Regions from separate parts of the Homo sapiens genome. Here region 2 is linked to region 1. A link is a loop called in an ENCODE intact Hi-C map of the cell type or tissue named here. Cell type or tissue: heart left ventricle. All regions are shown on one strand. Links, peaks and the distances in the headings refer to the core of each region. The heading gives the core; the rest is flanking DNA.

Region 1 (5,390 bases), core at 122-5,121:
CCTTTCCAGAACTTGTATGAATTTAATTTTTACATTTGGATGTATTTGAAATTTATACTGTTTGTGGTGTGAGAAATAGATCTAATTTTATTATTTTTCATAAGGCTATCCAGTTATACCCTCACCGTTAAAAAACGATAACCTATCCTTTCCCCTGTTGATTCTAGTTGCTACCTTCATCAAATATTAAACTACATTTTGATTTGTTTTATATTCTGTTCCAGTGGACTACCACCCCATTCACGTGCTAATATTTTGCTTTAATTACAGAAGCTTTAATTATGTTGTTTTCACGTATGTTAGGGTTAGCTTCTACAAGTTGTGATCCCTCATGCCCCCAGGATTTTCCATGGTATTCTTGCCTATTTATTCTTTCAGACGAACTTCATTATCAGTTTGTCTTCCTCCAGACAAAAAAAAAAAAAAAAAAAAAACAAAAAAAACCCTCCTACTATATTTATCAAGATCATGTTACATTTACAATCTTAGAACTAACTGATACATTCTGGTGTTGAGTCTGACAATGGGAGACCACCGTATGCCTTTCTGTTTGTTAGATATGCTTTTGTGTCCTTTAGGTATGTGCGTACTTTTAGTCATGTAGGTTTTGTACATTTTTAAACTAGATTTTTGATTAGAAATTTTATTTTCTATTGTAATGAGATCTATTGTGACATGTTCTACCAGGTTATTGTTTGTATACGAAGTATATTGATTTCTAATTTTACTCCTGCAACGTAACTGGTATTGTTTTTAGTATGTTTCATGGATTATTTTGGAATTTCCAAAAAATTAATAATAGTATCTGCCTATACAGATAGTTGTACCTCTTCCTTTATGATTCTTTTGCCTTTAATTTCTTTCTCTTGTCTAATTGCATTGGTTCCCTACTTTACAATATTAATTAATAGAAGAGATAGTAGACATATTGGTCTAGTTCAGGCTTTAATGGGAATGTATCTAATATTTTTACTATAAGGATGTTTTCACATTTACCTTTAGAATATGTCATTGATTCCTATTTCACTGAATATTTAAAAATAATGATTGAACTATTGAAGGTATTGAATTTGATCAAACGCTCTTTCATGTGCTCTTAGTGCCGCCCCCTCCCATCCTAAGTATTTCAAATCCTCAAGTTTTCTTTCTTTTTTTAAAAATTTTTTTATTTCCATAGTTTTTTTGGGAACAGGTGGTATTTGGTTACATGAGTAAGTTCTTTAGTGGTGATTGGTGAGATTTTGGTGCACTCATCACCCAGGCAGTGTACACTGAACCCAATTTGTAGTCTCTTATCCCTCGCCCCCTCCCACCCCTTCCCTCGAGTCCCCAAGGTCCATTGTATCACTCTTATGTCTTTGCATCCTCATGGCTTAGCTCCCACTTATTAGTGAGAACATACAATGTTTGGTTTTCCATTTCTGAGTTATTTCACTTAGAATAATGGTCTCCAATTGCATCCAGGCTGTTGCAAATGTTATTATTCCATTCTGTTTTATGGCTGAGTCATATTCTATGGTGTGTGTGTGTATACACACACACACACACACACACACACACACATATATATGTGAGATTATATATATATCTCACAATTTCTTTATCTACTCGTTGATTGATGGGCATTTGGGATGGTTCCATACTTTTGCAATTGCAAATTGTGCTGCTATAACCATGTGCGTGCAAGTATCTTTTTCATATAATGACTTATTTTCCTCTGTAGATACCCAGTAGTGGGATTGCTGGATCGGATGGTAGTTCTACTTTTAGTTATTTAAGGATTCTCTGCATTGTTTTCCATAATGGTTTACTAGTTTACATTCCCACCAGCAGTACAGAAGTGTTCCCTTTTCACTGCATCCATACCAACATCTTTTTTTTTGATTTATTGATTATGACCATTCTTGCAGGAGTAAGTTGGTATCACATTGTGGTTTTGATTTGCATTTCCCCGATCATTAGTGATGTTGAGCATTTTTTTCGTATGTTTGTGAGCCATTTGTGTATTTTCTTTTGAGAATTGTCTATTCATGTCCTTAGCCCACTTTTTGATGGGATTGTTTGTTTTTTTTGTCGCTAATTTGAGTTCCTTGTAGATTCTGGATATTAGTCTTTGTTGAATGTATAGATTTTGAAGATTTTCTCCCACTCTGAGTTGTCTGTTTACCTTGCTGACTGTTCCTTTTGCTGTGCAGAAGCTCTTTAGTTTAATTAAGTCCCATTTATTTATCTTTGTTTTTGTTGCATTTGCTTTTGGGTTCTTGGTCATGAAGTCTTCGCTTAAGTCAATGTCTAGGAGGGGTTTTCCAATGTTATCTTCTAGAATTTTCATAGTTTCAGGTCTTAGATTTAAGTCCTTGATCCATCTTGAGTTGATTTTTGTATAAGGTGAGAGATGAGGATCCAGTTTCATTCTTCTACATGTGGCTTGCCAATTATCCCAGCACCATTTGTTCAATAGGGCATCCTTTCCCCACTTTATGTTTCCGTTTGCTTTGTTGAAGATCAGCTGGCTCTAAGTGTTGGGTTCTGGGTTCTCTATTCTGTTCCATTGGTCTATGTGCCTATTTTTAATACCAGTATCATGCTGTTTTGGTGACTATGGCCTTATAGTATAGTTTGAAGTCAGGTAATGTGATGCTCAGATTTGTTCTCTTTGCTGTCTTGCTTTGGCTATGCAGGCTCTTTTTTGGTTCCATATGAATTTTAGGTCAAATCCTCAGATTTTCATTTCTTTCTTGTACCTTGAATGTTCTTTTTTTACTAATTCCTTTCTTGAACAAAACCATGAGTATGCCTTTATTAACTTAAAACATTTTCCCCCAATTCTTTTTCTTTTTTAATTTTATTTTTATATTTTGTAGAGATGGGGTCTGTCTTGCTATGTTGTCCATCCTGGTCTTGAACTCCCGGCTCAAGCAATCTTCCTGCCTCGGCCTCCCAAAGTATTGGAATTCCAGGTGTGAGCCACCATGCCTGGCCTCTTTCTATTGTAAAAACTTTTAAAATGTTTTGTGTATTTCTCTTCCTGTCAACATTCAAGTGCTGGTGCTAACTTTTCACTGTTATATCATTTTTTCTCTCTCTTCATATGCAGTGCAACTTCCCTGTACAGATGTACTTGGATCTCAAATCTAGGTTTTCTGTGGTTTAGAACTTGCTGTATAATTGTCAGGTTTTCCCTGGGCCAGAGGGAGTTACTGAGAATGTTTGTTACGCTCCTTGAGTTTTAGGCAAGCTGCCACCAGGTGGCAGCAGCAGAAAAAGTCATCCTGTCTGAACTGACATTAAAAATGTTTAGGCCTATGCTGATTTTTAAATAGCATCTTCTCTTTTTATGGGAAGAAAATATATATATGTGTATATATATATATACACATATATATATATATGTATATATATATATACACATATATATATATATATACACACATATATATATATATACATATATATATATACATATATATATATATACACATATATATATATTTGTTACTTTTGAGATACATATTTTTAAATATTCCCCAAAGTAATTAAGAAACCTTAAGACACAGCTTCTTACAAAGACTTTTTTACTTAATAAGGGGAATATATTTACACACATATACATAGTATACAAATATATTTATATATCATGTATATACTTATTTTAAGAAGTAAATTCTAGCAAGCACTAAGGCATTATTCAATAAATTTATATTCTAAAGAAAACCTAAAAAATGACTGGCTATTATTTATTCTTTATTTCCTATTTTACTTAGAATTGCTGAGAGTATGAGGGCATTAAATGTTTTCTGACTAAAAGGATGATGCATTTGTGTAGAGAGCTTCTGCCTTTCTGAAAATAACAGCGAGTGTATGCCCCAATTTGAACCTCTGAAAAGAAGAAAAACGTCACATGCTTATGGTGTGACTCTTCCCTGCTGTTCTTCAAGGGCACAATACTGCTCCCCGGAACCAATAGCAAATGAACAGTTTTTCCTCTCTACTCCATATCAACTGATTTTAAGCTCTCTCAAGGCATTACCTGCCATTACTCAGGAAAACAGAGATCTTAGTAGCTTTGAATAATTTTATATAATTTAATTGAAGATGGCGATATGAAAAGGGCTTTGTCATGTGCACAATGTAAAGACCCTGCCTAATTGCCAGCTCCACAAATTGTGTTACTGAATTTCGGCCATTTTTATAGAGATCTAGCCTAGGAATTCCCACTTAGCATCAACCAAATGGGGGAGGGAGACAGGGTAGGCACCTCCTTTCATTGCTTTCAGTGTTGAAGCAAAATCGAACATGGAGGTTGTTAAAGTTGCTACATGTGTAAACTCAAAGGACATAATTTCTTGTTTTCTATAGTAACTCTAGGAAGTAACTGAGGGAGCCTTCTCTGGATTTTTACTGAGGACTCTGAAATATGTAAAAGAAAACTCAGGCTGTTAGGTTGAGAGGTCTCTGGCTGCTCTTGACTTGAGCGACACACTTTGTGTATTTACCCTCCAATTGCACTTGGGCTCCCAGAGGCAGATCCAAACTCTGACTAGCAGAGAGAAACAGCTACGCTAAACGGGGAAAAAGTAGAAGCTGTGTCTTAAAGTTTCTTAATTACTTTTGAGAACATTAAAAAAAATTAATTCATCTCAAAAGTAAGATAGCACAGTACTGAACTACAGCAGAACTTTACAAGCAAGTATTTTACATGTCACAAGAAGGAAACTTGCTGTGGGGAAATGATTGCCCCGTCTGTGACTGAACCCAAAGCAGACCAGCCTGTTTAATGGGATACCTACTCCTTCTGTGCCTCAGGAAGGTAAAGAGTGGGAGGAGCCCCTTCTCTTTTCCTTCTCCCCACTAGACTCAACCCCCAGAAAGAATAGTGACTCCTGCCTCTTGAGGCTGGGAAACAGCATGGGTTAAGGATGGCTGAGCCCCCTGAGCATTCTCTTTTTAGGACAGCCCTGTCCTCAGGAGTCTCTTTCTTCCTCTTCTAAGTGCTCTCCTTTCGTAGACAAGAGCTGCAGTTGCCATCTCAGCTCGTGTCTAGGTTTGTAAAATTAATCTGGGGAAGCACAGACGGAATTAGGGAGTCCTGTTGTGGCTGCAGCTCTAAGCTATGCCCTTCTATGAACTTCATCAGTGTTTAGGCTAATCTTCATCTCTTTCTATCTGGCTTCTTCTTTCTCAATTCTCAGAGTGTGGAGGGGAGGATGATTAATTATCACCTGTAACCTCTTGTATCAGTCCGGGTTCTCCGGAGAAACAGAACCCTACCTATATCTGTGTATCTCTATCTATCTATATATCTATACAGATATACTGTATAGATGGATGGTATGTCTGCAGGGACCTGTGTTTTATGGAATTGGCTCACATGATTGTGGGGACTGGAA
Region 2 (5,390 bases), core at 189-5,188, 140 kb after region 1:
CAACTTTTAATGAAGCCGGAGTCTTGCTTTCTGTGCCCTAAGGAGCACCTTTCCTGTGGGACTCATTTCATGCTTGTAATAATGACTTATTTTCTTAAATTGTGAGTTGACTACAGTGGGAATGAGAGCAAGGATTGAGGTTTCTCATAATCACTGAGGGAGTGGCAGATTTCTAGGTATAAGAGTTACACTTGAGGCATCTTGTTTCTGAGCAGTGACTAAAATACATTCCACATGTGGCAGAGGAGCAAGCTCTGAGGTATGTTCAAATGTTACCCAGCACTTATACACAAAACACACACACGTGTGTGCGCACACACACCCACTACACACACAGGACTGGAAGAAGGGTGGTAATTAGCTTGCTGCATGGAGGTCAGACAGCTGCCAATGGGGCTCTAATTGTGAAGCCACCACTTCAGCTGCCTTATCCTGACCAAAATGTACCTCTCATTAACTGAGTGCTGTTTGAAATTTCATAACTAGAGATCTATTTTTTTTTTGCTAAAGACTTTGTCTTCATTTTAAGAAATGCCTGGAAGAGGGTGAAGAATGTGGATTGTCCCCAGCAAGTTGTAGTAGACTGTGTGCTGATGAATTTGTGAGATTCTTCTTGAAAACTTAGTTTTGACAGAGAATTGAAGGAAAGTAGCACTAAGATTGTGAATGTTGGGGAAGAGGAATTTTTGCTGAGACTAGGAGACTAGAGATGGGTATAGGAAGAGAAAATGGGAGGCTGTAAAGAAACCCTTACCTGATTTTGGAATTTGGCTTTTGTGGTGTGATAGAATGTGGATATTTGAAAAATAGGCATTGGTGGTAGGACAGGAAGTAGGGACAGGGTAATATACTCAAGGGCCTGATGTTGTCTGTGGATTGGGTTATGTTGGAGAGACAGGCCTTAAAGTTTGAAGAGTGTATTGTTCCCAGGCTCTTCTCACTCTTGTCAGCTGTCTCCTCTGCCCTATGGCAGACCCTCTCTTGTCTCTTTCAGGCTCATTCAGCTTTAAGCAAGATTTTTCCTTCCCTCATGCCATCCCTAGGATATATGCATTTCATATTTGTTTTATGTCTATTTTCTACAGCATTTATCAGGGCTCTTTCTTTTGTCAACCACTCTTCTCGGCTCTTCCACTTTCATGATTTAATTTAACTCTCACAACAACGACACTGTGAATTATCGCCATCATCCCCATTTTATAGATGAGGAGATTGAGAATTAGAGATTAATGAACATTTTGTGAGCTATATGATTCAAAGATATAAAAGTGAATAAAACTACAATGTTGCTAGCATCATTATAGTTCATGGAGGGACAGGACAGTAATACATTGTGAGTAGAGCTGCAAGAGATCTAAGAACAAAGTACTGTAGGATTTGTCGTGGCTAATCCCTATTAAGGTGTGAGCCGATAATTATTTGAGATTACTCCTTCTGGCATTTAGGTGTTTTGATAGGTCATGCTCAAGACATAAAAATTCTCTGAAACATGGTACTGAATAATTTCAGGTCCTTGATGAATTTACTGATGCATATTTAGTTTCTTGTCCTGGAATCAAAGAGACTTGGGTGAGGATGCTTCCTCCCAGGTGGAGTAAGGAACATTTTGTTGAAACCTGATCCGAATACTGTTTTAGGAGTACCTTAGCTGGGATTTCCATAAAAAGCTGTGCTGGGGACAAGGCCATACATGCAGATAGCTTATTTTTAGAAGTCATCCCAGGGAAAAGAGAGAGAGAAAAACAGGGAAGTATAGAAAACCAATAAAAGGTTCTGTTATATGTTACCTTAATGGGGAATTTAGGATTAGTTCCTCTGAGATCTTTTGATGTACTAAGAAGAATGAACCACTGGAGATACACAAAAGGGAGACATTTACCCACTGACTCCCAGGGGTGTTAATTCCTTCACGCTTACAGATCAGCACGTGCACCATAATGGCTGAATGGATTCTCAGATGTACCACTTTGTGGTGGCAGAGGTGTCCTAGGGCTGAAAGGAGGGGATACGTAGTGTAGTCAAGAAACATTGTTATTGGGCTATAGCTGGATGCAGCTCACTGCCACAGCAACAGCAGAAGCCCAAAAGATAGGCTGAGTAATATAAAATGAGGCATAAAACATGTGCAACACAGAGAGCTTGGTGATGGGACCTGAACTCAGACCTGGTGAAAATATTCAGGATAGTAGGCAGAGAACAACACAGCTAGAAGACAGGGCCAGCGTTATGTGACTTGTCATGTGCTAAAAAGCTTAGAAAGGCCTTTTGCTCCATTTACCTGCTACTTGTTTTGAAAATTCATCCTTTATCTTATTGCTGGTGCTTTGAGCTATGGCATCGTGTCTGAATTACACATTAAACATAGCATTTGGGGGGAACATGGCATCAAGTCATCAACACCCAGTAGCCCAATAGACTAATTGGCCTCCCTCCCCACAACTCTGACCATGTCACTCTCATATTCAATATATTCCATGGATTCACATTGCATACGTAATTCCTGTCATGACGTTCAAGTCTCTCCACAGCAGGAACCTGGGATGCTATTCCAGGGTTGATGCACAACTATATCCCTCCCTGTACTCTACATTCCAGCCGAACTAAAGGCCAGGTGAACTTCCTCCAGACAATGTAACTGGAAAGACTGGAGACCCAAGTTTTATTCTGGACTTCACCACCAACCAACTCTGACTGGTGGACTTCAATTTTCCTGTCTAGAAAACGTAGGGTAGATAGAGTATTAGGGCATTGAATCCCAAACCTGCCTAAACATCCAGATCAATAGGGTGAAACCTGTCTAAATATCCAGATCAATAGGGTGAGAAATATAAGTTATAAAATCCCACCCCTGGAGATTCTAATTTATGATGCCTGGCTTGGGGCAGCAGGATCTGTACTTTTAATAAGCATATAGTTATCTAATTCATTTGCACAGCCAGGTTTATGAACCACAGGATTAGATGATTTTTAAATATTGATTCAAATTTATGGGGCTCCAAGAATGATAACTAGCTGTCACTGAGCTCAAGCAAGGCTCTGAGAGGCTAGAACACAGAAGGGATGACTTTTGTCACGAGAGAGGGGAGTTATGAAAAGAACAAAGCAAGCAAAACGAGAAAGCAAATATCCCGTGGGAAGAAGGAGAATCAAGCTACAAGGCCTTCAGGCTCACGATGAGGAAAGCTGAAAATAACACTGGAAAGAACAACGATAGAGGACAGGGGCCATCTAGGGGAATCCCAACAAGTTAGCAATTTTGGAAAAAACTCTTAACCAATCGAGATTGATTTTTACTGTCAAGCTCAAATTCCAAGAAAAGACAGATTGGTTTGTCTTCTGGACTGGGTATTGTGCAGCTCAGCAATGAACTGAAATATAAGTGATAGGTTGAATGTCCTCCATCAGAGTGGCATAACATTTTGTTTTTGCCTTTTCTGGATCTTATCACATGCTTTTGCTTAGTTATGTGTGTTCTAGTGTCTTTTTCAAGACATGGTCAGAGTCTTGAAGGCAAGAACTGGGCTTTACATACTTCATTATCTTCTATAGAGAGGTGTTAAACTCAGTTATTAAGAACACCAAATCTGGAGTAAGATGCACCTAGTTTTAATATGGCCTTTGTAACTTAACATTTGGGGAGTTACTTCATCTCTAAAATGAGGGTGATAAAACCCAGCTCATAGAATTTGGGGTAGAATTAAAATGAAAAATTATATGAAAAATGGTATTGGATCCTGGCATGCTGAGGTCAGTGCATAATGCTAGGAAAAAAAAGGATTAGGTATACATTAAGTGCTCAATAAATGGTAAATTATTGTTTTTGCACAATGCTTTGCATATTTCCGAGTAGATGTTAATTGAACAAATATTTTCATGTTTCTAAAAGCCCATTCAAATATTATCAAGGGTATGAGCACAACTTTGTTATATCCAGGTCTGTGATCCCAGGGGAACTTCTGCTGCTCTACTTCTAATCAGTTCCCCAGATATCCAAACTCAGAATAAAACTGCTCAGTCTCCTGTCATTGGCTGTCACTGATAATGGTAAGGATGCTGTCGCCTTTCTGCAAGCTGGAGGAAGGCCTCAGGGCACAGCCTCCATCAGATGTCACGTACTGTAGCTCAGAAAGAGTTCTGAGGCAGCCGAGGCTCCAGTGCTGCCATCGGGATAGGGCCTAGCGGGCTGGTGCTTAGTCTTTCATCTGTGATAGCTCCGCAGCCAATCTGTCTGAACAAGTGAAGATAAGAGCTGGACCTAAAGGCACATCACTGAAACTCTGGGCTGAAGAGGATGAGAGGCTGAATCCGGATGAGCAGTCCGAACTTTTCCCGAGTCCCCAGTCTCAGGTACTAAAGCTCTGGGAAGTCCACTCTACCCTTCTGCTCTGTCCAGGATGACCCTAACCCTAACTCTCCAGGCACAGGCGGGCTGGGTCCGGCCTCTAAGAGGACTCTTCCTGGAGACTGGCCCCAGTTTCTGTAAACTTAAGTAGAAACTGGAGTTGAAAGGGCGCAACAAAGGGATCAAAGTAAAGATGGGAGGCCTTGCCAGCAGCACCTGCCCTGGCCATGGAGGCGGGGCTTGCTCCAGAGGGAGCCGCAGCAAAGCCCCCTCTGCTGAAGTTCAAAATCTCTCTGTGTGCCTCCTATTCTCAAGAAGGAAGGAGGGATGACTGGGAGGGCAGCAGTGGTCTCTCTCTCTCTCTAAATAACTTTTTCCCTTGTCCCCACAGAATGCCTTAAATGACAATGGCTGCTGAGAATTCCTCCTTCGTGACACAGTTTATCCTCGCAGGCTTAACTGACCAACCGGGAGTCCAGATCCCCCTCTTCTTCCTGTTTCTAGGCTTCTACGTGGTCACTGTGGTGGGGAACCTGGGCTTGATAACCCTGATAAGGCTCAACTCTCACTTGCACACCCCTATGTACTTCTTCCTCTATAACTTGTCCTTCATAGATTTCTGCTATTCCAGTGTTATCACTCCCAAAATGCTGATGAGCTTTGTCTTAAAGAAGAACAGCATCTCCTACGCAGGGTGTATGACTCAGCTCTTCTTCTTTCTTTTCTTTGTTGTCTCTGAGTCCTTCATCCTGTCAGCAATGGCGTATGACCGCTATGTGGCCATCTGTAACCCACTGTTGTACATGGTCACCATGTCTCCCCAGGTGTGTTTTCTCCTTTTGTTGGGTGTCTATGGGATGGGGTTTGCTGGGGCCATGGCCCACACAGCGTGCATGATGGGTGTGACCTTCTGTGCCAATAACCTTGTCAACCACTACATGTGTGACATCCTTCCCCTTCTTGAGTGTGCTTGCACCAGCACCTATGTGAATGAGCTTGTAGTGTTTGTTGTTGTGGGCATTGATATTGGTGTGCCCACAGTCACCAT

The links. A loop is a pair of places that touch in the nucleus more often than their neighbours do. Peaks named below come from ENCODE experiments on the same cell type or tissue, not always from the same donor. Only the 100,000 strongest peaks of a DNase experiment are listed, where the experiment ranks them.
Region 2: a loop joins it to region 1, with 2.6 times the contacts of the local background. A loop is called at or near these places in 4 of 110 quality-filtered maps.

The regions. Positions count from the first base shown.
Region 1 is chr11:124,584,278-124,589,667 of GRCh38, reverse strand. No RefSeq gene overlaps it. Among named protein-coding and RNA genes, the nearest start is that of OR8A1, 17 kb to the right of the region's middle. In heart left ventricle, for the core only: CTCF peaks have their summits at 3,037 and 3,238 (motif pointing right); a DNase peak (open chromatin) is centred at 3,237; H3K27me3 peaks cover 643 bases.
Region 2 is chr11:124,440,445-124,445,834 of GRCh38, reverse strand. OR8B8 (olfactory receptor family 8 subfamily B member 8) reads left to right here and starts at 139. Exons shown (of 3, transcript NM_012378.2): 1 at 139-259; 2 at 4,212-4,347; 3 at 4,734-5,390. The coding sequence starts at 4,750. In heart left ventricle, for the core only: a CTCF peak has its summit at 3,244; no DNase peak of the experiment used is centred there.